Regions from separate parts of the Mus musculus genome. Here all the other regions are linked to region 3. A link is a loop called in an ENCODE intact Hi-C map of the cell type or tissue named here. Cell type or tissue: heart. All regions are shown on one strand. Links, peaks and the distances in the headings refer to the core of each region. The heading gives the core; the rest is flanking DNA. Region 1 holds the start of Macir (macrophage immunometabolism regulator). Region 2 overlaps Pam (peptidylglycine alpha-amidating monooxygenase). Region 3 holds the start of Ppip5k2 (diphosphoinositol pentakisphosphate kinase 2).

Evidence for each region. A loop is a pair of places that touch in the nucleus more often than their neighbours do. Peaks named below come from ENCODE experiments on the same cell type or tissue, not always from the same donor. Only the 100,000 strongest peaks of a DNase experiment are listed, where the experiment ranks them.
Region 1: it touches region 3 in a loop (3-fold over the local background); 11 of 42 quality-filtered maps call a loop at or near these places.
Region 2: it touches region 3 in a loop (2.4-fold over the local background); 3 of 42 quality-filtered maps call a loop at or near these places.

What each region holds. Positions count from the first base shown.
Region 1 is chr1:97,654,995-97,665,510 of GRCm38, forward strand. Macir (macrophage immunometabolism regulator) reads right to left here and starts at 7,024. Exons shown (of 3, transcript NM_133825.3): 1 at 6,837-7,024. In heart, for the core only: CTCF peaks have their summits at 5,832 and 6,033; DNase peaks (open chromatin) are centred at 4,557, 5,847, 6,757 and 7,037; H3K4me3 peaks cover 2,538 bases; H3K27ac peaks cover 1,742 bases.
Region 2 is chr1:97,970,709-97,981,224 of GRCm38, forward strand. It overlaps Pam (peptidylglycine alpha-amidating monooxygenase), which reads right to left. Exons shown (of 26, transcript NM_001357127.1): 2 at 6,149-6,551; 3 at 5,077-5,197. The coding sequence starts at 6,249. Among named protein-coding and RNA genes, the nearest start is that of Gm31771, 65 kb to the left of the region's middle. In heart, for the core only: CTCF peaks have their summits at 5,509, 6,354, 6,564 and 7,725; a DNase peak (open chromatin) is centred at 6,483; H3K4me3 peaks cover 3,561 bases; H3K27ac peaks cover 3,871 bases.
Region 3 is chr1:97,764,125-97,774,640 of GRCm38, forward strand. Ppip5k2 (diphosphoinositol pentakisphosphate kinase 2) reads right to left here and starts at 5,968. Exons shown (of 28, transcript NM_173760.5): 1 at 5,731-5,968. Gin1 (gypsy retrotransposon integrase 1) reads left to right here and starts at 6,048. Exons shown (of 8, transcript NM_026250.3): 1 at 6,048-6,131. In heart, for the core only: a CTCF peak has its summit at 6,301; DNase peaks (open chromatin) are centred at 5,977, 6,287 and 7,227; H3K4me3 peaks cover 3,243 bases; H3K27ac peaks cover 2,133 bases.

The sequences.
Region 1 (10,516 bases), core at 3,086-8,085, 110 kb before region 3:
TTTTATCATTGTACTCTTATGGATGTGTTTAGAAGATTGTATGGGGGTGGGGGAGGAGAAATGCTGAGACAAGCACAAAAAGAACTGGCCTTGGCTATGGCCATGCTAAGAACTTTCCTTTCTAACCTTACATAAACAACAATCTCTAAAATGAGGGCATTCACGCCACTGTCCCTTCCCTAACACAAGTTATTCAGATCCAGGGAACTCAGGTAGATGAATGGGTTTTGCATGGTGCAGTCAAGTCCTGTACAGATGTGTGATCTTATTATTATGAAATTAATTTTGGTGTCTACTCGTATGAACTCCAAAATAGCAGCAATAAAAATCATTAAGTAGATTGCTTGTGGCAAAGGACTGTAAAGCTCTTGAAAGATTTGTGTTTTGTGTGTGTGCGTGTGTGTGTGTGTGTGTGTGTATTTGAGAGAGAGAATGAGTGTGTGTTGCCTAAGTATGAGTGTGAGAGTGTGTGTGTGTATGTGTGTGTGTGTATACATGTTCATTCAAGCATACATACATGTGGAAACCAGAGGTCAACAACAGGCCATGTCTTCTTCTTCCTTTATCTTGGTACTAAAGAATGAAGACAGTACCTTGAACATCCTAGTGAGACCTCTGCCGCTGCCTCTGAGCCATACCCTTAATTCTCAACTTTAGGGACCCCAACTCAACTGACTGATCGTCAAATTTAGCCCAGCTACTGGCCAAGGAGTCGCTGGGATCCTCCTATCTCTGTCAGGAAGCTCTGGGGTTTTAAAAGTGTACTGCCCTGTCTAGCTTTCAGGTAGACACTAGGAACAAACTCCGGTCATAGTCATTCCTGCAGGAGAGGCGTTACATCCACTGAAGCATCATCCCAACTCAGAAAACACTTAAAATTACAGAAAAGCCAAACTACTCATGTCTCTAGCATCCCCTCCACGTCATCTCCTCTTACCATGGGAATTAAAGAATCTATCTTTATCTCCTGCATCCCCAGGTAACTGGATTAATTTGTTAAGACACACACACACACCACTCTCCCCAAAGACATTGGCTGCTAAATTCTCAATGTTGTACTCAACCTAAGGGGGGAGGTGGGGGCTGTGCTCATAAGAGTGGAGAGCATTCATTTTATCTGCACAGGAGTGTGGAGCCTGGAAACATATAAGTATCCTTTAAACATGTTCTAAGACTAAAGACCAACAGCAAAAGAAAAAGCCACGAGTTGCTGGCTGGTTACTCTCCTCCCAGCACAGAGGACTTTCAGCCAAAGATAAGTGACTGAATCCAAGCTATTTTGCTTGGTAACTAGAAGCACTCAGTACACTGGCCCATCATGAACCCTGGTGCTATCACCCACGGGCACTTCTCCCAATGCTGACAACAGACATGTTTTATTTAATTTATTTTTACAGCCAACTATGTTTAAATTTAGCAAACAAGCAATCCACATAATTAAGGCTTGGGCCTCCCTCACCAATGAGGCTTGTGGTCTTGAGAGAAACTGAAGCACAGTGAAACAAAATCTGTTCCCTAGGGATGCAAGTATTCACTTCATATAATTACCCCCGCCCCCAAGAATTTTATAGAACATTGTTAGGAAATTCACATTTGTAGTAGGGAATTGAAGGAAAAAGAAACAATTTTTCAGCATCTTTTACATGCCAAAGGACATAATTTAAGTGATATCTTTACTCCTTGAAGAAAATATTATTAACCTCACTTTGAAGTATTCAGTTAAACTACCACCACTTGAGAACAGTGAAGGAACCTGCACACCTGCCAGCCAGGCTCCACGGCCCACTCTCCTAGCCTCAAACTTGTATAGAAGTGCAACCTTTGGCAGGATAATAACGCTAGCAAAAACATGCATCCACTAATTTCTATGAGTGGAATCCTACTCTAGTGTTTCAGGGGGTTATTTCATATAAAAGGTTTTATTGCCTTGTTTGTGAAATGACTGGAGGGGCAGTTTTTATTACTAGTTGCAAGGTGATTGCAAACTTTTAAAATGTTAACAAAGCACAAGTATGGAGAAGACCTGTGTTCAAACTCCAGAACACACACACACATATACACACACACACCATAATACACAGGCACACCACAGACACATATACACACACATGAATACCACATAACACACTCATACACATGCATAAACACACCACATACACCCACACACCCCAGACAAACAGATAAATATTTTAAAGTGTAAATAACACAAGTGCTATAGAAAAGCCCATAGGGCATTTTCTTATTTACTGTCTGATGGTTCTGAAATCTACCTTAAAAAGCAGGCTGAACAATCCATGAACAGGAAGGCCATAAGCAGCATCCCTCCATGGCCTCCGCATCATTTCCTGCCTCCAGGTTCCAGCCCTGCTTGAGTTCCTGTCCTGACCTCTTTCAATGATTGACTAAGATGTGGAAGTGTAAGCCAAATCAACCCTTTCCTCCCCACCTTGCTCTGGTCACGGTGTTTCATCACAGCAACAGTAACCTTAAGACAAACAGAATGGCAGGAAATATCTCCAACAATATTTGCAGGCTACTGGCTGTTTTCCAACTGGATGCCAGGTTTTCAGTCATAAAGTGAGACAAATTTAATCCACACTCTTAGAAACTTAGACTGCAAACCAAAAACAAACAATAGAAAAATGTGAATGCCTTACTTCTGAATAAAAACAACCCTGAAAGTCTTAAATTTCATTTCTTTCTCATAATTTGTACCAGGGATTTGGTGGCATCTTCTTTCCATGCTTTTAGATGCACTATTTTTTTTTTCCATCAATAGAAAGACACAGACCTGGTTAAATCCTCAGTCTAAATTTAAAAGCAGAGGAGCCTTACAGCAATTACCACACAGCACGGAGTTGATGAAGGAGTCAACACTCCATGGTTTCATAATGAGCAAAAGTGTAGTGACTGATTTATCCCTGGTTTACACTGTGGAGTCAAAAATAGAGCAGATCCCACAGCCAAGTGCAGGGGCATCCTCCTGGTCCTCCTTCTCACTCCTGACATTGCTGCTTGTGTGTAACTGAGCACCATCCAGCCACAGGCACCAGGAAGACCCAGGTCATCACATAGTGAAAAAGGAGACAGAAGGAAGACAGCAGACAGGAGACAGCAGAGCCAAGAAACAGTGTAGCTGTACACCTCCTAAAACACTGCCCGGACAGCAATCTACTGCAAAGTTATAGGAAAGCTTTCCCTACCATCTCCTAAAATAAAAATTAAAAGCTGTAATAAAGTCATCCCAAAACACAACTTTCAAATAAAGCTATCTAACTTTAAAATCTGGAACTCCCTAACAATATTGTTTTATCCTAGCATTTGAAGACTTAAGACAGTGAATGGGAAAGACCGATGTCCAATTCTTTGGACAGAAAGAAAAAAAATTACGTAGGAAAACATACTAAGGTGAATGGAACTAAAGCTTTAAGATACAATGTTTCCAAAACAGAGAGCTGAAACAAACAGCTCCATGGCATTACTCTGTAAATAATGTGGACAGGAAACTTAAACACTGCCAAGGGCAGCTAACTGTGTCTGGACAGGCAAGCCACAGGTAAGGAAGGGAAGACATCTAACAGAGACTGCAAGGAGACTCTACAAGTAGAAAAGTTTAAAGCATAAACTGGTAAGTGATATATAGCATTACAGTTAATAAACTCCTTCTAAAATAGTATCTCATTCATGTATTCCCTGGCATAATTATCTGTGGAGCCTCTTGAATGCTCAAGTATCTTTGGATGACAAACATGTTGTTACCTTATCCCAATGTATAAAACAGCAAAGAGATGTGAGGTTTGGAACAGAAAATAAATCTTCCTACTTCTGTACTTTGGGAGGCACATCCACCAAGCCATTGGCTCCATGGTGTATCCAGCTATTCAACACTCTCTCTCAGTGTGGAAAAGCAGGGGGGCAGGTTTAAAGGCCTACCACCATGTCAGATGAAATCCTCCAACGTGGAACAGCAAACTGGAACACCATATGACACCAGTTTTCTGTTTTCCCACAAAACAAAGAACGCCTCACATGGAAATTTTCAGTTCTAAACAAACTCTTTCCTCTTAAATACCTAAATCTGTGTATTTCAGGCATCACCCCAGATCCACTAATTTAAAAATAGAAAAATACCAAATTTTATCACTATATAAGTGGCTATATAAGCATATATAGGGGGCAGGGGCCACAGGCAAGGGAAATTCCATTTCAACTGGTGAAAATGTTTTGTAATCAAAATATTTTCTGCTCTCAAAGGCTATTCTAAAATAAATAAATGAGGGACTAACGCATTCCTCAAGTAGAAAAACACTGAACAGAACTAAAACGGTTCAGCGGCCAGACAGATTAGAACACCGAATGGAAAACAAAATGCTTTGCTGAACCCATGCGCTCTCACCATGGTGACCACTTGCAACCTTCTTACCTTTCTGCGGCTTGTAAAAAAACCAAATCACTAAGGGCTTGGAAAAGCAGTTATCACGTGTAGTGTGACTTTTTAAAAACCTCCTTTGACCTTACCAACAAACCGCCAACCTTCCCAGCATGGTAAGGCAACCCATAATTGGTTCAGAAAGACACAAGTGTGTGTGTTCCTCTTTCTAGTATCAGTTCCCTTAATAGCAGGACCCTTAAAGAGCCCAGCATTCACTTGGTTTCCATCTCTGCTAATTAAAATCAAGCCCACGTTACTATATCACATTCAGCTTCACTCCAAACATGTCTGACAACAGCTGAAACCACAAAGTCTACTCGCAGTCTTTATAAGAAACCTGCCTCTTCTGGAAACCTAACCACGAAGACACGGGTATCTTTGGTGGTGATTCACCTTCCGGAAGGAAAGCTAAAAACTGAGTATCCACTGGGAAAATAACTGAGGCCTCAAATCAGGAAACAAAAACTTAAACGGTGTTTAGAAACTAATGTCCTCATCACACCCATTACTTTTTAAGACAAAGTGTTAAGTTTCTCTTCGAAACTATGGTAATACATAGATGGAAGCTAATCGGCTGTTAGTACTGTCAGTGATCCCTCACACCTGGGAGACTTGGTGCTAACAGTTCTATCTACAACTAAACATCAAAACACATTTTATGCACCAAGTCTTACCAAAGTTGAGTAGTCTCGGTGCTCATGAACGCTAACATGTCATCCTGTCCGTTTTGTTTTTAATCCAAGGTCTCATAATAAAAACACCCAAATCATTAAAATAACCCACGCATACACTGTAGCCCAAAGCTTCTGGGAGAATAACCACATATGGAACTAATTGGGAAAATAAATTTTGTGAAAGAGTCGTTTCCAATCCTTAGTGTCTAGCTTGTTGCACTACAGTAAAAGACCCCGGCACCTGAAATTATATAGTGGCATTTCGAGGAAAAACAACATAAAGTAAAGTTTAGAAACCTCGGAGATCTTGTGCGACTTCTGCTCTTTCAGCTAGGAGCCTCTAATAGGGTACAGTGTTGCTGTGTCCATAATTACTCCTCTTGGAAGGATGAAAAAGTTCAGCGCCAGTGTCTCCCAGTGTTTCCAGCCCCACTTACACACACACACACACACACACACACACACACAGAGAGAGAGAGAGAGAGAGAGAGAGAGAGAGAGAGAGAGAGAGAGAGAGAGAGAGAACACAAAACAAAAACAAAACCCTGGTTCTGAAGAAATCCTCAGCCCACTCTAAGCAAAGCGGCGTGGGCAGAGAGCCCGGGAGTCTCTAGCGAGCCAGACACTTGCCAGGGGGAAAGCACGCGGCTGTCCTTCCCTTCGCGAACTGGGTTCCTTCCTGGCCGAGATTTGCAGATTCCACCACTAGAGCGACTTTGGCAGCTTCACAATGGGCCGCTTCTCAAGGTCTGAGCGCCGGCCGCTGCCAGGCGCCCTTTCCTAGGCTTCCCACCCGCCCCAAAGTCCACCAGCGACAGGTGGGGCGAGGGTGGCGGTGCCCGAGACATCTGCCGCCTTAGTTTCTGGCCAGCGCCCGGCCGCGATTCCCCAGTCCACAGGCGCTCCTCCGCCACCGCCGGTCCGTCTGTCCGTCACCAGCCGCCGCACCGGCCTCGGCCTCGCCCGCGGGGTGCAGCGCGCACTGGTGGCCGAGATAAGGTCGCCAGGGGCTGTCTCCCGCCGCTATCTGTAGCCCGCAGCCGCGGCTTGTACACCGTTGGGGCCAGAGGCGCGGCAAGCCGGGCGAGCGTTACTTCTCAATGGGCCTCCGCCGGGCCTGCCGCCTGGCGCTGCGGGTAGGGCGAGCCGCCTAGCTGGCGCGCGCCGACGCGCTCAGACTTCCGCACCTTGGCACCGCGGGAGCGTCGCTCCGGGTCGCAGAGTCCCCGCACCGCATGTCGGCGGCGAGCGCACGCCCGCCCGCCCGCCGGTCCGTCCGCTCGCTCGCTCGCTCGCCGCGCGCGCACGGGGCGCACGCCCCCGCACACTCACCCGCGCCGCACACTCCCGCGTCGCCGGCCCCACCCCTGTGCCAGGAAGCTGCGGGCTCTCGCACCCCGCTCGGGCCCCACCCCAGGCTCCAGTCCCCCCACCACCACGCCAGCCATTCGCACCAAGGCTCAGGGACCAGCGCCGCTCGCAGCCCCGGTGTCACCGAGCCATCAGCCATCGCGGAGGCCGGCGCGGCCCGGGGCTTCCCTGCGCTGCGCACACACCGCGCGCCCGGCCGGGACACGAGGCGAGGAGGAAGGGGCGGCGCCGTGCCTGGGGCTGGCACAGTGGCTCGCTGACTGGGGCACCCACACTCACGCGCGTACCCCACCCATCCCCGCCACCACCTCTGCAGCACAAAAGGTTGCAGGAGGAGTGGCGCTCCCCGTCCAACGTACCGGTCGTCCAGGGTTCCGCCGGTTCCTCTATGGCCGGCAGCCGCAGACCCCGAAGCCAAGGGCGGGCGAGGCGCGGGGCTGCGGCGCCGAGGTGTGGGCAGAGGCCGCCAGCGGAGCCAGCCGGGTACCCGCTGCTCTCCCACCGCGCTCGGCGCCAGCTACGGCCCGCCGTAGTCCCGCCTCCTCCCCCGCCTCCGCCCGCCTTCCCGCCTCCTCCCGCGGGCTGCGGAGGCGAGGCCGGGAAGCGCAGAGCCCGCCTCCTGCGCCAGGCTCGCACGCTCGGCTGGGCGGGCGGCTGGGCCGGCGGCGTGAGAGCGCAGAACCGGAGGCTGTTGCGGGGACGGGAGGCGGCGGCGTGATGCCACACTGCTCCCGGACCAAAGTCCGCCGCACCCTCCGGGGAGCCGCAGCTCACAGGCCTGACAATGCGGGCCGCTCCCACAGAGCGGTGTGCTAAACTCTGTGGGGATGGCTGTGATTTTTGAGTTTCTGCTGATCAGAAGTTGAGAAGAGCAGAAGCCCATGAAGTTAAAATTATACTATAATAATAAATAATAATAATAATAAATGTCAACAACTAAATATGGGGGCGGGGTGAAGACTAAATTCTGAGTCACTTGTTTCTCTTCTCTTTTCCTTTCTAGCTTCCTTCCTGTTCTGTCTTTACAAGGTCTCACTCTGTACCCAAGGCCGGACTTAAGCTCCGGAGAACCGTTCTGCCTTAGTCTCCAGAGCGCTGGGATTACAGGGATGAGGTGCCATCCCAACAAGATTTTCTTTTCTCAGTCCATATGCCACTCCCCTGCCGAAGTGGTCAATGCAGCATTACAAATATTTGCTGATATTTATTTAGCTCTAGGTGCCAACCCTTTTGACGCACATTCCCAAGTTTGCAGCTCTCAACTGTGCTAGTCCACATTTTTAAGACAGAAAACATGAGTTACATCCTTGAAGTCACAGACCTTTCATATAGCTGAGCTGTTTGTGTATTTATAAATTTAAATTCAGGTTCCTGCATTGTGTGGCCTTTTAAACGGTGCTTTATCTGAACATAAAGTCATACATTTCATCTAGACTAATACAAACTTAAAGCAAATAGTTCATGTTCCAGAGTCTATATATGTCCCCCAAATTACCAAGGTTAATAAATACACTCTGGCTCCAAGATGTGGCTTCTGGTTTCTCTGCAACTGAAGGACACTTACTCAATTGCTTCTCATATGCTCTGATGTAAGTATCAGAAAAAGGAAGGAAGAGGCCAGATTCATGAATGTTCTCAGTTACTCTTCCCCAACATGATATTCATGTAACTTATCAAATATAGATAGACCCTAGTACACTGTACAGGTATTGAATGCTCAAGTGATTAAATTTTGTTTTATATTTATTTGTTCAGTTGTTTTGTGCCCCCCCCTCCCCGCCCCACCACCATGGGTACCTTAGTAGAAGATGCTCCAAGTATTTTCAGATTTGAACATTTATCACAGCAGTGTATTCTGATGTTCGTTCTTATAAAACTACCTCGGAAACATTACAAATTATTTCAAGAAGCTTAGTTTCATTTTGTCTGAACTCATAATTTTTTTAAGAGAACACCTTGTAACTTGGCCTTTGTTCTGAAATTTTAGCAATGTTCTTTGGCCAGAAGCAATAAAGTTCCGACTAGTCTCTCCGTTCATTAGGCTGAAAGCTAGCCTTGTCTCCAGCTGTCTCCCACTCTAGGTTCCCACCTCTGAGACTCTTCATCCAATCAAAAGTTAGGTTAGTTCTCCAGTGTCACAATGAATACCTAAACTAATTCACTAGGCCAGCATGGTTTTATATGTGGTTCATGATGGTTATGTCTAGAGACTATCATATTTAGAATATGTGGGGCCGCTCAGGATGGTAGCTGTGTGCCTATGAAAGAAGAAAGCAAGATGGAAACACTTTGCGAGCTTTCTGGATGTTCCATTAAGAAAAAGTTAATCCAGGAAGGAAGGAAGGAAGGAAGGGAGGGAGGGAGGGAGGGAGGGAGGGAGGGAGGGAGGGAGGGAGGGAGGAGAGAGAGAGAGAGAGAGAGAGAGAGAGAGAGAGAGAGAGAGAGGAAAGAAGAAAGAAGAAAGAAAGAAAGAAAGAAAGAAAGAAAGAAAGAAAGAAAGAAAGAAAGAAAGAAAGAAAAGAGAGAGAGAAAGAAAAGGAAAAAAGGGGGAGAGAGAGCAAGAGAGAGGACAGACAAACATGCTTGAAAAAGAGTGGCCCCAAATGTTAACTTGAACTTCTAATCCACAAGGCCTTTCAGAACCTAGAGCTCAGGTGCTCTATCTCAAATGTCACCTCTGTGGTTATATCTTGGCCTTGAAATATCCTTCCTCCCCCCCCACCCCCCCAAAAAAATAAAATCACTTCTCAAATGTCACTTGTCTGGGAAGAATTATTCATTGATGGATTACCACTTAGCAAACAGCCAGATTGAAAGAACAGGATAAGTGAACTTAAAAAAAAAAAAAAGATCACACCTGAAACTACAATGGTAGGTATGCAAGAAATAACACATCGACTTTTTTAAAAAAACAGAAAACCAAAAACCTTGTTTCCAGCAGGGTGCCATAAAAAAGTACAGGCCATGGCTATGTCTACCAACACCTTAACTGAATGCAGCAGAGATCTCAGATGCCAAGTAGAGGTCTCCCACAGTGAAGGGGCTGAGATACCACTCCACAGTCCCTACCTGGAAAATGAAGGTGGAGGCTCCTGGGATCAGGGGGCAAAACCAGTCTTGTGGAAGCAGGCTCCACGGCAGCAGAAGATAACTGCAGAGGAGGCATCTGTGGCAAGGAGAAAGGGAAGTGTACCACAGAATCTGCTCTCCTCCTGCCCCGATGCTCACAGGCATCCCTTATCAATCACTCATTTCCCTGGTCCTTTCCAGAACTGCCACTTACAGCCATGTATCACAGTGTGCATGTCCATAAATGGGATGGCCCTGCCTTAAATATATGATCCCTTCCTTTCAGGTCCTTTCCACTCTTCATTTCTTTGTTTAGTTTGTTGTTGTTGTTGTTGTTGTTGTTGTTGTTGTTGTTGTTGTTGTTGTTGTTTGAGACAGGGTCTCTTTATTTAGTCCTGGCTGGCCTGGAGCTCGTTATGTAGAACAGGCTGCCTTCCAACTAGCTTACAGAGACCCTTTTGTCTCTGCCTCCCAACTGCTGAGATTAAAGATGTGTGCCACCGTGCCTGGCTCTTTCCTTCTCTTCACTACTTAAAGCCAAAGCAATATTGAGATGTGGGGCCATTTTGCTGAGCATTTCACATCCTCAGTAATTCATCTTTAGGACCCTGAGGTGTCCTTAGAGCTGGGCCTCAGGCTGCAGCATCCCGGAACTGCTGCTCTCATGTCCTCCATTCCAGCTACAGGGAAACCTCTCAGGAAAGACCTTCTTCTTCTTCTTTCTGTCTTTCCAGTTGCTCTGCCAACCTACTCTTTGGTTTCTGGGATACAGGCTTTGGGCAACTACAGACCATAAGAAGAAATATCCTGAAGGCAATGCCTCTATTCACTGTCACATGAGGATAAGTCCAAAGTGTATGTTGGGGGCAGGGACTAAGGCTTCAACATATTATCCATATTGTAATTAAATTGGACATAGTACTACCGGAGGATTCAGCAATACCTCTCCTGGGCATATATCAAGAAGATG
Region 2 (10,516 bases), core at 2,998-7,997, 210 kb after region 3:
ATGAGCTGACTGGCTGTTTTCACAGATAGAACTCCATATCGGAATACAGCCAAGCCTTCCTTTCCATGTTCTCTATAGCTGCTTCCTAAGTACAATGGTCAAGAGGCTGTATACCACATAAGGGACAGCATTTACTATCTGACATGTTAAGAAATAGTTTGCTGAACTATGCTTTATATTTAGATAGGATTGGTGGAAAATTTGGGATAAAATAGGGTAAACTTGCTTCTTAATGTGTCTTTTAACAATTAGGGGATGAGAAGTGACTGAAGGAATTCAGACCAACAGCCTTTCTTCTTGCATGGAAGTGTTTAAGAAGAGCATATTTGGTGATTTTGGATGGACTCAGCAATCTGTATTTTGTTTAACAAAAATAATTATACATATTTTTATAAGTATGTATAATTAAATATGCATACTTACATAAAATAAACAGCAACATTCTCTGTTACTGTGAATTAGTCATTGTATATGATTGGCCGTTAGACCTCGGTGTATGAGGTACATGGCTACTTTGTCTTTTTGTAAGTTGTACCATTGATAATAGCTAAATTTCTCCTTACATCAACCGTTAACAGATTTGTAGAACAGAATTATAAAATAAACATTCGTTTCAGATTCAAGTTAATATGAATCTGAAGTTGGGTTCTATTTACTGGACATTTGGCTGTGGTCAGGTTATTTTAATCTCTCTTGGATTCAACTTCTTATGCAAAAAATAGGACCTTGAGTAGGATTTTTATGTTATTTAATGAGACAACGGTTATAAAGTATACAATAATAGTAGTCTACAGTAAACACTCAAACACTCAAAAATATGTTCTCTCTCTGAAAAAATGCTTAAGAGGAACAGAACATCGTAAAGAACCCGAATCTGACTGAGAAAATTGACAGTCACAAGTTCGTCTTCTACTGCACAGATGTTTGCCGATCAATCACTGTGGCAAAAGATTCAATTTTTAAAAAAGGAAAATTACAATTCTATAGCCTTCTCTTAAAAATGTACATTAATTTTAGTGTATGAGTGTGTGTGTGTGTGTGTTCCTAAGTATATAAATTCAATCCGCTTACCCCGTGTAATGTTCCTTTGTTTTCAGGACTGACCATTGCTGCTCTATCCCAGGGAAGATATTTTTCAGGCTCTCCACTCTCCTTAGTTTGTCCTCTAGTTTTGTTTGTTTGCCTGTTTGTTTTTTTGTTTCTTGGTTTTGCTATTCGTTATTGAGGACTGAATACAGTACCAGGCAGACACAAAGCAATTACTGGACATGTAATTCCTGGGAATCTACTTGAAGAGTTTTGTTTTGATTATATGAGGTACATTAAAGGCTGAGACAAACAAATGAAACCGTATACTGGAGGTTGGTGAGGTGGCACAGCGGGTGAAAGGTGCTTGCCTTACAACCTTGACGATGAGTTTTACTGCCAGATTCTACAGTGGAAAGAAACATCAATTCCTGAAAGTTGACCTTTGACTTCCACACACATTCACCCCTCCTCTGCTCTCCCTCTCCTCTCCTCTCCTCTCCTCTCCTCTCCTCTCCTCTCCTCTCCTCTCCTCTCCTCTCCTCTCCTTTCCTCACCTCACCTTCTGTCTCTTCCTCTCCTCCTTCTCTCCTCTCCTCTCTTTTCTTATTTTCCTCCTCCCTCTCATCTTTTCCCTCTCTCATACACATACTATTATAAATAAAATAAAAATTAAAAATGATATTGTAATAGAGTCCCTGTTACTTTTCCTAAACAAACTGGTTCAGGTTTAATGGAGTAATTTTTAACAGGCATTCATATTGGGAAGAACCTCAATGCAGAGGCCTGACGCAACAGGGTGTGTTTTAGCAAAATAATAATCTAGGATTATACTCCATCTGTGCAATCAGTTGGATGTCCTACTATGTGAATTATGCCTAATGTCTCCTCCTCCTCTATTATAATCTGCTTACCTTCCTATCCTAGCCTACAGTCTTATTTCTCAAGCAAGAGAGTTCTGTCAGTCTTATCTCTGCCCCACACATTATTTCCAAAACAGAAGCAGTACTTCCTAACGTCTAGACTGAATGATGTATTTCTTGGACCTCTCTGGGCTATTGACACCACCGTCTTGCTTCTCCATTGTGACTTTGCATGAATTCTGTTTCACTTGTTGAGCCACAGCCAATAGGAAATCTCAACGTACTTACCAGCTTCACATTTCCCTTTCTTCTTGCCCTTCCTTGATGTAAAAAGTGTGCTCTTACCTTTGAGATAGCATTGAAAATGTAAATGAGGAAAATACCTAATTAAAAAAAAAGTGTGCTCTTCTTCATATTCCAGGTATTCTATATTTCCCCCATTTATTCCTATTCTCCATCATTTCATTTCCCTTTTAAGGCTTGTACCTGTCTCACTCAGCCCCCACTCTCCCTCTCCCTTTACTTTCTTCATCCTAACATTCTTCATTCTATCTTCCTCTTCCATCTCCTTTCTGCTGACCCTTGTCTGTGTGAGCTCTAGGTTTAGCCACATTGTGAGGCAAAAGTGGTTGCTTTCTTCCACACACACACACACACACACACACACACACACACACAAACATACCTACAGTCTCACACCTCTTCGACCACCTTATCAAGAGTGCCACGGTGAGGAGGAGAGAGGTTTTCTATCTGGCCGTCATGGGCAGCCTGTCATGTTTCATGAATGCTTACAAGGTGCATCATCTGTAGGTCAGCGGGGAAGCAGGTCAAGGGTGCTGAGGGAATGTACTGAAACATTCTAACCAGGTCAAAACTGTTTCAGAGCACCTGAATCCCCCCATCCAATCGCAAGTCGCAGTTGCAAGCAAGACCAACCTCAACCCAGCGTGAATGAACTAGGCTAACATAAGCAATGGTGCCAACAAGACTGAGATCACCGGGAACATCCACTGGGTCAGCCTCTCTACAATGTGTTCTGTTATACTATTCTAGGTACACCATTCCCATAAGGCTAGTTACACCAGGGCTCCATGCTTGCCACTTATACAAGAGAAAGATACATTCTTAGCAAAAGTCCTAATAGTTGATTGGACTACTCTAATACACATATCTTTTTTGCAACCAATCACCATGGTAGGGAAGCCAGATCCAGCCATCTGCTAGTCCTGGTTGGTTTATGCCCCCTCTTGAGTTGACTCCTGGGAACCACATGGTCTTATAGAGAAAGAGCAAAGAGGAGAATGATTCAGCTGCAAGGCAACCAACAAATGGCCACCACACGAGCCAAAGTCCTGGGCCTGCAGTGCAAGACAAACAGCCAGCAGTTTAAGCCCTGCATGCTTTCTTTCCACGTAAGATTCTAAAATTGAATAAAGATTTAATTTATGAAAACGAAGCTCTCCCACACTTTTTTTTTTAAATTAACTCTTCTGGTTACTCTTTCTGAGAGTAGTGGTTGAGACAGAATTGTCTACTATTGTTACTCAATAATAAGAATAAAGGAATATTTTCAAATAGCTCTAATTGACTATTTGATTAAAACGATGATGTTCTTGTGGGAAACGTGATATAAGACAAGTTGTCTTTTAGACTGTTTTAGACAGAAGCTGGGCATTCTTACTCATTCCTGTCTCTCATGCAACGAGGAGATCGAGACAGGAAGAGTACCAGGAGGTTTGGGGTAGCTCACAGTATATAGAGGGAAACAATCAAAGAAAGAAAGAAAAAAAGAAAGAAAGAAAGAGAGAGAAAGAAAGAAAGAAAGAGAAAGAGAGAGAGAGAAAGAAAAAGAAAGAGAGAAAGAAAGAAAGAGAGAGAAAGAGAAAAAGAAAGAGAAAGGAGGAAAGAGAGGAAGGAAGACAGATGACCAATTAGTGATTATTTTGTATAAAAAGAAGCAGCAGCTAAGTTTAAATAAATACAGTTTAAAACCACATTTTAAAACTGAGAACAAACAAACAGCTAATTTCTTGGGTTGGGGACTATGGCCTTCGTGCTCCGGTTTTAGTGTCGTTGTTAAATACTAAACAAGGTGATTACAAAACTCAGGGCCAGGACAGAAATAAAATGTACAGAAGAGGTATCTGTCTGGTGATGTGGTCATGCAGAGACAGTGTGGGCCATGTCCTTCACAGCTCTACAGTAGTTACAGATAATCATACTCAGGTCTTCAAATACTGTCAGGTATTACCCTGACGTAAGAGGCCTATGTATTTCCTAGAGCTTCTGGTTGTCCATTTCAAAAGTCGTTTTTCCTCAACAAATAGAATACTTTTATTTTCCCAGTGGTACAGGGGAAAAAGAGGAAATCAAATCGTGCATTATCTGTAAGACTGAGTCATCTGTCAGCTCTCCCACATCCAGGCCTCCCACCGTCCACAGCCCTTCAAAAAGCACAGGGCTATCTTTTAATGACATACATAAATCCCCGCACTGCCAGGCTGCAGAGCGTAATTAATTCTGGCCTTTCATGCTTAATGAAACACCTTGTACACACACGGCAGTGGCACTGTTAGCTTCTTGTGTGTGCTAAGACATGGGGTGCCTAGCAACCTTGTTCGACTTCACATGCTCTGCGACACGTCTGTGTGAGCACTGCTGTTATCTCTTCAAAAGAGAGCTCTAGAAAATTCGTTCTGCCACCTGTGCGAATAGTTCCCTTAACTTTCCAGACCGTGGAATGTTTTATTTTTCAAGTTCTTGGTATTAAGCAAGATTTTCTACCTTAACGGTGGCGGCTTTGGAAGCATCTTTTAAAGACACAGTAATCTGGTGGATGCAGCTGCTCAGCGTTATTCCCTTCATTAGAACACTTTGCCTTATCGTAACGCACATTTAGGCGCTGTATTACAGAGGACATTTCTCCATAGAGAGTCTCAAAACATAGATTTTTTTAAAGTTTCTGTTTGAGTCACAAATAACAAAGTGGGTAATCTTTTCATAAGCCTAATTTAACTGAATATTTTCCCTTGAAGTCTTACCCATTTGACAGGACTCCAGCCTCACCTGGAAAGTCTGAAAGCAAAGAAGTTACCACAGCTATACACGCAAATGCCTTGCTTTACCTTTAATTCTAGACATTGCGCAGAACAGGTGAAAAATAAAAGGACAGAATTCCACGCACCTCTTTAGGTGTGACCCCAGGCATGCGAATATCCAGTGTAAAATCCGAAGAATCAATAGGAGTGATGGGTCTGGTGGTACCAAGGCATTCATTGGAAAATGATCTGGTAGTTTCTTTAAACCTTAAGGAGATAATTTGAACATCCTTGAACATAATAGGGAGGACAGAAATAAAGCCTATGTCCTTAAGTTTAAGGATTAATAATATAGATCTAATAAAAACTATAAGATGTAATGGCTCTGTAACAATCCTAACTCCCAGAATCATGTTATTGTCTATGAACAACTTATAACCAATTTGTAAGCAAAATAAAGCCAAAAGAACTAAGCAGGGTATAAAGTTCGACCCAATAAAAGCTTATACTTCCATATTTATTTCTACTTAATGAAGACGTTATCATCCTCACATCCGTGCTAGTTTTCTAGTGGCAAGACTGTGAACTGTAACCCCGTGGCATTTTGTCAACTATGAGCGTCCAACATTACTAATCGGAAATAAACAACAGAAAACCCTAAGCACAGCCTTGCTAGGTACAGTTAATTATATGAGGGCGAAATAAAGACTGCGATGTGAATTACAAACGTACAAGTACATAAATATTTCATATGGTAATTACGAGGTGCGTGTATACAGCTCGATATTTCCTAGTGAGCTATTACAGCCAATGATCTTCTCCCCACCACCGATCTATCTTGATATTTTATTCCTCCAGCTGTTACATATAGGAAGGCATTCAAGTCTAAACAACTATATTGCAGTTTCTGAAATATTTCTCCAAGAGGGAGCGATTAGTTCTGGAAATCACAACTTCTAATTGGAGTTCCGAAAGCCAGGGTAGCAGCTTGGCTATAGGACGATTGAGTGGGCTTTAAATGCAAGGGGCACTTCAGGAGAAGTTACTGAGCTAAAATTGGAAGACGTTTTGGGTAGAAAAAAATCAGCCTTGTAGAGTTTTTTTTTTTCTTCCAAGAACCAGGTTACTTCAAGTGACTACATTTCTAAGGAGCATGCACAGAACCCACCCCAACGTCCTTCCTCCAGTCTAAAGAAAACAAACAAGCCAAACACGCACCTCTTAAAGACAGAAAGTGGGCTTCTGAAGGCCAGGCAGCTGCTCTGCAAGGCGAGCAGCCCCAGCAGCAGCAGCAGGCGGCTGCGGGCGCGTCCGGCCATGTCCGCGCAGGACCGGGGCAGCGGGCAGTGGCCGGGCCAGCGGGAGGGCAAGGCTGGCGGCCGCAGCTACTTCATGGCCCCAGGCGAGGGCGATGCGCGGCCAGCCAGGTCCGCTCCGTCCGCTCCGGACGCGTGGGAAGCGGCGCTGGAGTCCGCTCCGCCCGCCCGCGGGAGCCGCCCGCCCTCCAGAGCGTCCGGGAGCCGGTGCAGCCACAGGGCTGGATGAGCAGGGTCCTTATCGCTCACAACGCCAGGGGCTGTGAGGGCTATCGCGCAGACCCGCGTCAGTCATCATTCGGAACCTGCAAAAATAGAAGCCGATAATGGATGACTAACACATTACAGCATTTGTCCTCAGCAAATCCCAGCTGAGGTTCCTTAATACACGAGGAGTTTCACAAGCTTGCGCCCAAGCCTGGGGAAAATGCTGGTCTGTTGATCTCTCTCCACCCCAGCGACAAGCCCCAGTGACTTCACAGACCCTGAGCAAAGCCCCTGTCCTGCCTTAGCTTGCTCTTCCTCCCCTCCACCCACTCAGGGTTTGTTTTTGTTTTTTGTTTTTTTGTTTTTTTGTTTTTTTGTTTTTTTTTTTTTTTATTTTACTGTTCCGATTTTTACCTGGTTCTTCACCCTGCCTTCCTTTTCTATCTAGTCCACTTCTCCGGGTTTCTTTATCACTCTCTCATCTCATCAAAAAGAAAGCCATGCTCCAGATCTCCGTTCAATGTAAACAAAGTTATTCACTCAAATCATTGACTAAGGCACAAGGAATAAACCAGAGAGGCGAAGACAAAGCACTTAGAGACCACGATAATCGGGCAGAAAATATGAGAACAAAGGCATCCCATGTACAAGCACAGCGGGGCTACAGAGGAGAAGGGGTAGAGAGAGATACCTTCTGCCTGCACAGACATCTCTACATAAGCAATTGCCCAAGTTCTCAGCATTACTTTAAAACAAATTAAAACCCTACAGTTAACAAACGCGCCTTGCAAAGGCCCATTAAAAATCTGGCATCTAATATACAAATCAATAATTTCTTCCTGTTGTGGTATGTATCCCCAAAGATATCCTATCCTACATAAAGTTTAGAAACTAGTAAGAGAATTAGAAAAAGGTGGGAGAGGAGTGGGAAGGGTCTCAGCCATCCTCCAAATGAAGTATATCTAGAAAGACTATGGTCAAGAACTTCATATTAATATGAATAAGAGAGATGAGGGCTCAGGGAAGGATACCTCAAAACTATGGCAGATTTGTTAAGTTGAATAGTTTTATGAAAAGGAAATTAACAACCTTTAAAAGAAGGTGCTAAATCAGGGTCCTCTTATGTTTCTTCCTCCTCTCTACACAAGCATTGTGTTTCTCCAATACGAATATTCAGCTGCAGAAGGGAACACAGCTGTCTTCCACGCTCAGCCTGAAACCCTACTATCTCAGTATGGAAAACAGAAATGCACCCCTACTGGACAGGTTCCCATGACCAGAACATAGCCCAGGCACACACAAATACCAAAGGGGTGATTTTTCTGGGAGGTGATTTTCTGGAGCCTTAATTAAAGCCAATAAAAATGTGCAGTCTATATTTTGCAAACACCACCTCCCTTACAGAAAAAAAGTGGCGTGTTTATGAATATTTCTGGCTAGTGGGAGAGTCACAATCCTATCTTTGTCCACTATACTGTGCTTTCCCCTCTTCCCCAAGTGTTTAAGTTTGTATGATTTTTCCCTGGGCTAATCTTTGTCAATATACTCAATGTGAACTCCTTCAGGCTTAGGGGAAACTTCCCTCTGTTGTCTGCAGAAGCCACACAGAATATGTGACATTCCACATACAGCTCAACTAAGCTAAATCCTAGGACTTCAATAGGCTAAACTCTAAATAATCAAACATAGACTTGTCTGTTGAGCTGAACATTTTTCAGATTAGGAATTAAATCTGAAAATGATAGTTGGCATTAATTTAAAATATTTCAGGTACATTGTGAAAATAACTTCTATAAAATAGAGTTCTAAATGCTTAATCCATATTTATAAATATGGCCCAAAGAATATCAAATCAGTTGATTTGATGAATAACAGTAAATAACAAAAGTCAGGAGCTGGGGACAGTTACTTTATGGTACAGTTTATGCTTAGCAAGGAAGGGGCTCTAAGGTCAATTGCTAGTACAAAAAATGAATGATAGTTCAATAATTTAAACATTTTCCTCAATAATATGTTAGCTTCCAAATTTCCCTCTATAACTCATGGTATAGTGAAGCTTATGCCGTGTGTGTGTGTGTGTGTGTGTGTAAAAACCAAGAACATAAATAAACATGAATTGTAAACTGAATGATATTCATCATGGCCAGCACTATCTAAGTTAAATACCACACACCAAATATATAAACAAAAATTTAATGTTCAACTACTTCAGGGATGCTTGAGGCTCGCCAGCACCCAAGGACCACAGGTGATCTGCATAAGCAATGGTGTTTTTAGAAGACTGTTAATGTTTGTTTGAACTTTTGCCTTTGGCTCCCTGTTTGAAATCAGCAACAAAAACCTTGAGATGTCCTTATTCTGGGTAAAGGAAAAGGCCTCCTGGGGATGGGGACATTAATGTTGAAGGCTACACCAGTGTCTTAGTGCCCAAACAAGTACAGTCCTGTCCAGTGACAATGGAGAACATTCCCTGAAATTCTCTTTTGAAAAGTGTATATATTAGGAAAGGAATTCTGTTCCATTCAGAACAGGGTTCAAGGACAGTCCTTGCTTGAGCTGCAAGGAGGCTTGGCCTTAAACAAAATACTCGAAAACAAACTTATTGTTAAAATTCTGTAACTGGAGCACACCCTTTAGTACTAACCTTGGAAATAAAATTCCACTGAACTCTTTGATTGCTTTTATTACCTTTGATGTCCCTAAAGCATCCACTTAAAGAGAAGAGAAGAGAAGCTGTGGGCAGAAGCCCAGGTGGTATTTGTAACCATAAATACAATACCTTTTACTATAGAACTGAAAGCGAACTATGGTTCTTAAATCTTTCAAAGATGCGATACACATTATAATACTATAATAAATATGTTTAACCACTACCACTTCATTTTTATTTTATTATCCTTATTAATGTAGGATATAGAGGATTCCAGTTTTTTTCTCTCAAGATGTTTAAAATTCACATTATATGTTACCATGACAATGCTTTTATTCATTCAAAACTACTTAATTTTGTATAATGCACAAAACACTATGATCTGTGTTTGGGTTTGTTCATATGACTAACACTAAAAGGAGAAGGTAAGTTACTTCGGAGGTAAGAACTTCACACAACTGATGGAAGCACTAGTCTCAGAAAAGACCATAAAAGCACCTCAGACATCTGAGAAAGGGAAGTGTCTTCAAGATGGTATGAACAAGAAGAAATGTTAGATGGCAACTTCAACAGAAGGCACAGCCTGAGCGTGCCTGGTATAGCAGACAGCAGAAGCCAAGGAGCCCAGGTGGGAAAGAGGACATGATGTGTTTGAGATGCAGTAATAAAGACTGTTTCCTAGAGACAGCCAGCCCGGGCACCCTATTTTATCTGCAATATAAAGCACATATACTGTTTATACATCCATAATTTCACCAGGCAAGGACGGTTTCCAGTTTATGGGTTTTAATTCTGGAAGACGATCATTAGGGAGTAAGTTGGGGCTGCAGCAGAGGACCATAAAACTACCTGGGGTCACTTTCACTGCTTTTATTTAACAAAGATAAAAGGAAACCCTGAAATCTGCAATTGGTTAAAGACTCAGAGAAGCACTTTGACCATTTGTTCATGGATTAGTATACTCCATGAGAGATGGGGAAGACTGTGGCAACTGAGTAGCTGAAGGAAAACTGTCCGGTGGGTGTCTAGCTCTATCTGCTGGAGTGAGTACACGGCCTTCCTATGCGTTAATTTCTTCACTGACAGAAATGATCACACCACCTACTTCATAAGAGCTATTCCAGGAATAAGTGAATTAATCTCCTAAGGACAGGGCTAAGTGTGTACTAAATGCTCGCAATTATTGCTGCTCCAAATACATATTCAGTGCCTTCATGTTGAGGACAGTGATAATCAGACAGATAAATTCCCGGTTTTACAGAAAGTGCTTTCTTGTGTCGGGAAAGAAAAAAAAATGAAAACAAAAATAGCTAGCAAATTATGAATTTCATTTACTTTTCAGGAGATTGTCTGAGGCTAGAAGGACACGACTAAACAGACTAAACGATGCATATACATTCATACAGCATATGG
Region 3 (10,516 bases), core at 3,590-8,589:
TTTTAGTAACTGATCTGCTGCCTCACCTCCAAGGCACATATCACTTATGAAGTTCGGCTGAGTCTTTATTAAATGCTGCCCAGAGGACGAGAGTACACGTCCTCCACACAACTGTAAGCTTATACCCTAGAAGCCGGCCTTCTATAATCACTGAAGAAAGACAGGAGTAGATGAGCCAATGAAGGAGTACACGTTAGAAGTCTTCTCTAATCACATGACACTGTATCAAAGCCAGAGGGTGATTCGTTGAGATCATTCGGGGAAGGAACATGAAATACTGAAGTACAAGTATACTTAGTGTATTTATTTCCTGTGTTCAAAGGAGATGGAGTAGGACAGGCAAGCAATGGAAAAGTGGAGAAAATGATGTTAGAGATGTAACAACAGTGCATTCAGAGGACTGACGGTAAAATCATTTTCAGAATTGCACCTGAGAAAGCAGGCTAGACAGTGAAGAATTTTGTTTGAATGATAGGCAGAACAATTATCCCTCAACAGAACAGAAGGCTGGATGGGACTTGCATTTATTTTTCTGTAATTCTATTTTAATATATGAGAGATGAAAAAGAAAGAGATTTAAAAGCTGAACCAATTGCTTAGAAATATGAACTCAGGAGTTAAAATATCAATGTTAGATTCTCATCCTTTAAAATTGTATTTGAAGTCTTGAGCCCTCAATTTCTATGTAAACTGTACCTGTCATATCCTGTGTAAGGGCTAAATATACATTCATATGTTAAAGGTACCTGTACTTTAAATTCTGGACATACCCCATATCAATTACTGTTTGAGTAGGACTCGGGCATTTAAGGTTTCTCAGGCAGTTCCAACAAGCAGCCATGAAAGAGAAAAGAAAACTGAAGGAGAGGGAAGAAAAACACTAGAAGCAGCAGGAGGCAAAACACATATTCACCATTTTCATGACTGTGGACTTTTAATAGTATAGAAAATCAGACTATCTCCTTGTCTTAGTTGGGGTTTTACTGCAGTGAAAAGATGCCATGATCAAGGCAACTTTTATAAGGACACATTTAATAGGGGCTAGTTTACAGGTTCAAAGGTTCAGTCCATTATCATCAAGGCAGGAGCATGGCAGCATCCAGGCAGGCATGGTGCAGGGAGTTGAGAATTCTACATTTTCATCTGAAGGCTGCTAGCAGAATACTGACTTCCAAGCAGCTAGGATGAGGGTCTTAAAGCCCACACCCACAGTGACACACCAACAAAGCTACACCTTCTAATAGTGCCACTCCCTGGGCCGAGCATATACAAACCACCACATTCTACTCCCTGGTCCCCAGAGGCTTGTCCAAACATATGAGTCTATGGGGGCCATATGTAAACATAGCATAATAAAAAATACATTTAGTCCAACTTCTGAAGTCCCCATAGTCTACAGCAGTCTCAATAATGGTAAAAGTCAAAAGTTCAAAGTCTCTTCTGAGATTCATCCAATCACTTAATTGCAATCCTTAAGAGGCCATGGAGGGGTGGCCTCTTACTGGCTTGCTCAGCTTGCTTGCATGCTTTCTTTCTTTCTTTCTTTCTTTCTTACTTAATTTTTTTGGTTTTTTGAGACAGGGTTTCTCTGTGTAGCCCTGGCTGTCCTGGAACTCACTCTGTAGATCAGGCTGGCCTCAAACTCAGAAATCCCCCTGCCTCTGCCTCTCAAGTGCCAAGTGCTGGGATTAAAGGCCTTCACCACCATCGCTCGGCTCAGCTTGCTTTCTTATAGAACCCAAGTCTATCGCCCAGGGATGACACCACCCACAATGGGCTGGGCCCTCCCATCCTTGATCACTACTTGAGAAAATGCCTTACAGCTGGATCTCATGGAGGGAGTTCCTCAAGGGAGGCTCCTTTCTCTGTGATAACTCCAGCTGTGTCAAGTTGACACACAAACCCAGCCAGTACACTCCTATAATGAAGAAGGATAAAAGCTGAAGAAGCAGAATCTCCATCCTACCGATGCTTGGCTTATGTCAAATAATAACTACTCCTCCACAATATTTACCAGCTTCCAAGATTTCTTCATTCATTTGACCTTGGTCATCTACCGTCCTCTTATTATAGAACAGCATGGATTTTATATAACTCTCCAAACCATAAAGCTTAAGAGAAGTTATGTTTTTATATGTTAAATACTTAGTTTTTACATGCAGGGCTTCCTAACATGTCGCTCAACAATGAATGCAGTTTAGGCACACAAACAAATTGTCTGAGCCATTCAGATAGCTTTAACGTCCTACTCAGATAATGAGCAACACTATCTTTAGTTTTCCCTTTGATACATTTTCGATAGATGTCTTAATGTAAAAACAAAAAAACAAAAAGGAAGCAATAACTACTTTGCAAATGAATGGTCTCTCAACCATCTTTGGATTATTTATAAATACTTGAAGTACATAGATAAATGCCTATCATTTCAATAGTACTGAACAGGTGAGGTTCAAGTCTTCCAATAATCTAAACTATGTTAATCAATCAGTTATCAAATAGTTAATAAAAAAAACGTGCAAAGCCAGGTCTGTTTAAATCTAAGGTCACAAATACAAGGAACAACAATGACAACACAAACATAAAAACAACCACCACCAGTAAAACAGAACTTCATTGTTCTTTATCACAGTGTAAATGTTCAATAAATTCTAAGAAAATATGGAGTATATTTTCCCTCTCATGTGGTATATGGTTTCTCACAAAATGAAATTTAAGGTGAATCTGAGGAGATCTAGAACATTCTCAATGATTATTTCACTTGAAATCCTACAACTTCCACTGCCTATAGCCATAGCATCACACAATACTCAACAATTTGATCAATGTTCAGTCACGAGCTCCAAAGTGATATTAAATGCCTAGTCTGAAGTATTCATGGATTATTCAAATATCAGAATTGAACCTTTCTTTAGTTTTAAGATTGCTTTTGTAGCAATGGTCCTCAAATAAACTGGTTGCATCATAATAATAAACATATTACTGGCCTATCACAAAAAGCTTTGATCAGAAATTCTTAAGTAGAGAATTTATATTTTAATGAACTGACAGGCAGCTAGGTTTGAGACTTAACACTAGTTAAAAATCGAAATGTGTTTTAGTTTACTAGTTTCCTCACATGGCAAACAGCAACTAGGAAACCTTAACATCTCTCAGAACCACTTGGTGGACTGGAGCTATTAAACTGTAAGGTCTAGGGTTGAGTGCAATATTTTGCCTTCCTAAAATTCCAAGGTGATGCTGACATTGCTTGGAATCTCACCGTAAGAACTGCTCCACTCTTGAAAATTTAACTTTAACTCTTGCTCCCCACCCCAAAATTCCTTAGCAGCTCTAGGCAGCAGACAGAATGAGGTTATACATCACATACAGTTTTGAAGATTAAATGAGAACGCAGGCGGCCAGAACAGCTAGCATGCAGTAAGGACTCTGTAAACATTAGCTGTTTCTATAACTGGTTAACTATGGTTATAAATAAGATTTTTCTGACTTTAACTGGCAAAAAACAAACATAAGCAACTCAGTTTAGAATGAACCTTCTAGCGAAGGCTGCCTGTGCAGATCCTCTTCTGATGGTCTTTGTGGAGACCTTTTTCAAGGCTCCAGTTTTACTTGGCTGCTCCACACCGGACGACCTACTGCCCTGGACAAACAGTCCTCTCTCTCATATGTTTACTCATTCTGGCTTGAGCTGCCTCTTCCTTAAATTAACACCCCGAATAAGCCATCAGTCCTGTATAGTATCTAGAGTTCCCTTACAAAAGTCCCCCAAGCTATCTTTCCATAGGTTCCACTAAAGTCCAGAAGTCCAGCCCCGGAATTAGTAAATTTCCACTAAAAATAAAAAAATTAAAAAGGAAACTGGAGCTCCATCAACTGCTGTTCAACCGGAATACAAACACATAACTGGTTTTCCTGAGATCCCAAAGCATTTTCTAGTGGAAACTTTATTATAAATGATAGCTAAATTCCAAGGCACTAGGAAGAAGTTACATAAAAAGTGTTAAATATTGGTTTCTTCCTGCTAGGAAAGGCAAGCTAGAATAGGTTTTTCGATTATATAAACCAAGACAGTTCCAAGTTCCATACAACTTTGGCAAATGACTGATTCCTCTCCCTCTTCAAAAGGTATACCTCTTTCTGCTGAGTCAGCATTTCTGCCTGGAATTTACCTTTCTGCTGAGTTAGCTTTTTGGTTTGGATTTTATTGCCATTTTAGAGGTAGTTCCTATTCCTGAAATAAACTGGAAGACTTCAAAGAATGCTTCCCAGACTCTTCTCATGCATCTACCAAACCCCAAACACATTTCTTAACCTTTTTGTCTCCTTGTGCTCCATACGTACCTTTCCCAATGATCTGTTTCACACCTGACAATGATGTGAGTGCTCAGGGTTTTGTTTCTAATTATCAAACATTTCAAATTATCAGAAAAACTAAATGAACTACTCTTATGCCTAGTATTAGATTCAATAGTCTATCAATTGTTAAATTTAATACCTTTATAATTACCTAAAAACTGAGATAGCAAGCATTGTACAATTATGAGCCTTCTAGTCATCAGTTTTTCCACTTGCCTTTTCAAAAAATAGCCTATGCTGCAGAAAATACATTCGACAGTCTGAAATATGTAATTCTACAGCACATACAGAATTTGCAGAAAGATCACGACTGTCATTTGTCACACACATATACACAAGCACACTATGGATGCATAACCTCTGATAGTTAGTGAAGAAACTGGAATAACAAGAGCAATGGCAGGACAATAGAATACAGATGCTGGATTCAGATCTAGTTTCTAGTAAACACTCAAAGGTTTTCCTGTGGCAAAATGTAACCAGGGTAAGTTCCACTACCTCACTAACTTTCCATTTTCCGGCTTAAAAATATAATAACCTAACAACCTTCACGAGCCTCTTGAAAGGATGAATGACAATATATGTGCAAACCATGTGGTACTGTTACACACTAATATCAGCTATCGTTATATTATTGCTCAAAAACCACGGGTTTCAGTTAGAAAAAAAAAACTGTAATAGTGAAACAAAATCCTGCCCCGGTATAGGCTAATGCTTAAGTCAGCCATGCTTCCTACTTCTGTGTCTTCCAGGACGCAAAAAGCAAAACGACCATTACCACAAACCTCAAGAATGGTAACTCTCAGGAAGTTGTCCAGAACCTCCAGGATGAGATCCAAAGGTCACTATCTACATGGGAGGACGCAACGCTGTGTAATCGATAAGGCGCGGGTGCGGCATTGACCTGCAACCTCGTCTCTTACCTTGCAACGCCGCTGTGCACACACACACAGTGCTTTTGTTCTTTGGAAGTGGGTGTGGAAAGCAAAGACAAGCAGAGCAAAGGATAGGGAATGAAACAGACACCTCTCCCCACAGAAGAAGCCAAACAACGGCGCACCCCTCGGTGAACGGAGATCCAAATACAAGTCGAACGTGGGTAGCTCCCTAACTAGCGGGACTGCAATTTCGGGCTTTTCAAACTCTAGAAATGAAAAGAGGAAGCGACTCGGGAAGCGGAGGAGAAATCAAGCCTGAAAGGGACCCTGGGGATGTTCTGTCACTCGTCCACAAGCACGCTGCCCTCCGCGACTGTCCGTGGCTCTTGCAAGACCACGTGTCCCGCATCCGCACCGTGGAGCAGAGACAAAGCAAACACCTGGAGGCGGCGGCGAGCCTCGGGCTGCCGGAGATGTCGCCTCTCCCGGTCCTCACCTGCCGTGGCTGCGGGCAGCAAGCGATCTGCGGGAGATGCTTGAGCCCATCCAGGTTTCGGTTCCTCCCCCTTTAATTGCGGGGGCGAGGGAAGGACGCTTGTGCCGAGGCGGCTCTCGGAGGCGTGGACCTGAAGCTTCCCTCGCCGGCCACCGCGGAACCGCTGGCACTGGCACACCTCAGGAGCCTCCGACACGCCTCTTCCCTGCCCGCCCTCCACAGGGCTCCCACGGAAACTGCACCGGCCGGAACAGTTTCCGGCGGACCAACGACCCGCCTGAGCCTTCCTGTTCCACAAGCGCCACCAGAACTCCGACCCCCGGCAGTTCCGCTTCCGGTAGCACCAGATAAATCGCGAGAGGAGAGTTAAAAACCTGCCGTTTGCACTTAGGACCACTTCGGTGAGTGGTCGTTCTAGTGTGTTCTGTCATACCTATTTTTCTTTATTTTTTTCTTCATTTTTTTTAAAAACGGAGACGTAGCCTTCCAGTAACTTTAAAACGGTCCCCTTCGACTGCTCTAAGGACGGGTTTGACTAGCGGAGGTTTCGCGCAGGCGCCGTTTGGGGCGGGAGGGCCTTGAACTTGCACAGCGCCGCGGATGGTGGCTGCAAAGAGGCGAGGACTGTTGGGCTCAGGGAGGTGGCGACTCGGTATAATTGAGCTGTCAACGGTCCTTTTCCTGCTTAGGCAAGGATTAGCGGGACCTAGCCCTCAGGGGTCCGTTAACGAGGTGTCAAAAAGCTTGCGGAGCTCTCCCTTGCCGGCGGCGGCGAATGCTGGACTGCCTTCAAAACTCGAGTGCAGCGGCGCTTGTCCGAAGCTGGAGGAGTTTCGTCCTGCATAGTAGTCACCATTCAGTGTGAAAACGTACACCTGTGTAAAGGAACGAGCTCAAGGGGGGTGGGGTGGGGACCTTAAAGCTCTAAAGGGAAAATACACTTTTTAAAAAAATCTCAATTTTCAAAATGGACCTGAATTTGTCCTGTGCGGCTTTATCTGTATGCATATGGAAATAAAGGGAAAAGAGGCAGGGTATGGTCTGAAGTATTGCCGCCTCAGGCTTATCCCTGCCTCCTCCCAGTTAATATATAATTGTACGGGTTCAGTTTTCAGAGATTAAAGCAGAATAATTCAAAAGTCGGAACCCTAATCCCACAATCCTGTGTTTATTAAAACATTACAACTTTTGTGTTTTGAAGTTAGAATACAAACTTACTGTGTAACCTTTCATTGGCTTTAATAGTAGCTTCATGCTAAAAATAAAAAGAATAGTTAATTGTTTTCATTGGTTACGCAAGACAAAATTATAGATGTTAAGCAATAAGTATTGGTAAAAATATTTGTTGTTCTTAACGTTGTACGAGGAACATGCTGTAAAGACCTAATCAAATATCCTGATGAAATTGCAACACTTTGGTGCTCAGCTTTTAACGGAATGCATATGCCCAGCTGCCTCACCCGAGCTGACCGGCCTCCCTATCATGGGACACAGGGCTGTCCAACTGTGACTCAGAATAAACCATTCTCCTTGGTGCCTTTCCTGCTCATTTTATAGTAACAGTGACACGGTAGCTAATGTGGGCAGCTCTCACAATTGAGAGGCTTCTGTACAGCAAAGGAAACATTTGAGTGAAAAGATACCCTGCATAGTAGGGAAAAACCATTCCCACTAGTAGAAGACTGCTGCCTGGAATGTGCAGAGAAATCAAAATACTAAGGAAAAAATACAGAATCCAGTTTTATAAGTGGGTAAAGGACTGAGTGAAAAATTCTCAAAAGAGAAATACATGTCATCGAAACTATGTTTTAAAACTGTTAAACATCTTTATCCACTAGGTAAATGCAGATTAAGACAAATTTGAAATTTCATCTTAGGCCATTAAGGTCACCATCCTTAAGAGGTCAAATAACAAAATGACAAAAGCATGCAGAGGTGGGAGGAAGGGAGCTCTTATTCAGTTCTGGTGGGGTATGAACGGGTGCGGCACTACATGGGAGTAAGCTCGGGGCCTCTCACAAACTAAAACTAGAACTTCCACGTGACCCAACTCTCCGGCTTCTGGGCATATCCCAGGGTATGTGAATATTTTCACAGAGACATTTACATACCTTTGCTTACTGCTCTTGTATTCACATTAGCAAGGAAATGAGATCACTCCAGATGTCCATCACAGAATGTCTGTAGAATACATGTGCTATGGACTGGTACTCAGCCTTAGAGGGAAATGACATTAATAAACATTTCAAAAGCAAACCAAAAGGAATGACACTGGAAAATACTGTCCTAAGTAAGTTAGCTCAGGCTGAAAAAGATACCTATGTTCTCCCGTGTTCTGACGTATTCTTCTTAGATCTAATCTTAAGACATAAATGTGTTAATTTAGGGGTGGTTATGTGTAGGGGCCAGGAATGGAGAAGAGAGTCCATGATGGGGCGGGGGGACCAGTTCTGAGGGAGGTAACGGAGACCAATTGAACACATATGATATGAACATGCAATAGAGAATACAGAGAGGGCGAAAATGTGAAAGGAAAAGGGAGAGAGGAGTGAGTGAACGGTGGGGCCAACAGGAAATAAGTATGAATTCCATACAGAATCCTACTGCTTTTTACGCTATTGTAATATCATAATAACATAATAACGATATAATATTTTAGATTGTAATAAAGAACTTATCCAATAGGGAGTTCTTCAGTGACAGGGTCTTAAGTGGGACGACCAGAGGATGAGAAGACAAAGAAGAAAGTAAAACCAGGATCAGGGATCTTGCCAAAGCTGATGGCTTATGTCAAGCAAGTTTATTAAGAAGTACAGCATTGTAAAAAGAAGTTTGAGGGAGAAGTGGGACCATGTCAGTGGAAGGCACTGTCACATAGTGAGACAAAGACAGCAGAAATGTTGCTAATCAAGTCATGGTGTGCAAAGGGAACACTGAGTATCTCTAGAGCACCAGGACTGAGTGTGCAGTGACCTTGGCACTCCTATCTATAGCAACATTCAGTGGCAAAGGTTAGGTTCTCCAGACCTAAAGCTACAGCTACCCCCAAGGCCCTGGTCCCAAGCAGACTCCAGGTTTTAGAGAAGGGACTGTTCCTTGCCACAGGGCCTCAGGGAAAAGCTCCCAAGTCATGTCCCTAGGCTATTACTGGCTCTGCCAGGCAACACTAGATGGTAATTTATCTAACCCAGATACACTCGGTTCCTAGAAACCACCATTCTATTTTCTGTTGATATGAATTTGACAACTTTTGCCTTTTAAAGAAATTACTTAGCATAATATCCTCAAGTTATATCCATGTTCTTTTTTTTTTTTTTTTTTGGTTTTTCGAGACAGGGTTTCTCTGTATAGCTCTGGCTGTCCTGGAACTCACTTTGTAGACCAGGCTGGCCTCGAACTAAGAAATCCGACTGCCTCTGCCTCCCAAGTGCTGGGATTAAAGGTGTGCACCACCACGCCCAGCTTATATCCATGTTATTACATGTGTTAGAATTAGCTCTTTTTAAAAGGCCGAATAATATTTCATTATGTATATAAGCCATATTTTTTATATTTATTTGTCATTAGGCACTTGGGTCCCATCCTGTTTTTAACTACTATGAGTGAAGCAGCTTGAGCTAACCTTTCAAAATAGCCTCTAACCCCACTATAAAGTAAACTTCACGAGGGTCAGGAGGATATGCGTTTTGTTGGTTATCATTGTATCTCCCCCCTTTTTTTTTTTTTTTTTTTTTTTGGTTTTTCGAGGCAGGGTTTCTCTGTGTAGCCCTGGCTGTCCTGGAACTCACTCTGTAGACCAGGCTGGCCTTGAACTCAGAATCCGCCTGCCTCTGGTATCTCCAATTTTGTTTCTGGCATGTGCCAGATAATCGTGTATGTGTGTGTTGGGGGTAGTCTCTCTGTCTTTCTGTCTGTGTATAGGTATACTATGCATGTGTGCAGTTGGGATTTAAAGCCAGGGCTTTATACATCCTAGTCAAGTACTGACTGACCCCCTAGGCTACATGCCTTGTCATGGTTCATCCTTTTAGAGATGCTTGAGAAACCATGATAGCTACATTTGTCATTTGCTTGAGGTATAGCCATCTACTATAAATGGCTGATAGCTCCATTTGAAACTAGAGCATTCAAAGTATGGTAGTGCGTGCCTCTATTTCTAGGACTTAGGGCTAAGGAAGAAGATTGACAAGTCTCAGGGCAAGCCTGAGCTTCATCAAAACCCTGTAAACTAAAACTCATTGTTTAATGATGATACCTTATAGCTAAATTGACCTGTGTAGGTTCTGATAGGACTATCTTAGCATTACAGAGGCTTATGTGGTGGTGTCTTATTTGATGGAGACAGTTGCACAGTTGAGGCTTCCTCTTCCCTGGTGCGTCAAGTTGACAGCCTAGATTAGTCATCACAATCCTTAGGTATTTTAATGAGCAGTAAAGACCCACATTGTTTTTAGAATTTTGAAATTGGTATGAGGGTTCCAGCAGGAAGCAGGGACTACTTTCTTGGATTGAGCAGTGATGCTCCTATTTTCACCTGGCATGGAGTGAGAAAGAGCACGTGAGCATGTGAGCCAGGAGTTAGCACAGAGGAAAATACTCTGACCTGTTCTGCATTCCGATTCTCCTTGCCATTGCCTGATGCTACAAATATGGCTTGGCAGCATCAGTCTCCTAGAGCAGCCAGCCAGCAAAGAAGGACCAGAAATCAGTGTGGATGGTTAAGTTGATAATATACAAAATTGATAGTGTACAAAGGATAAACAGGCTGAGAAAGAAATTAGGGGAA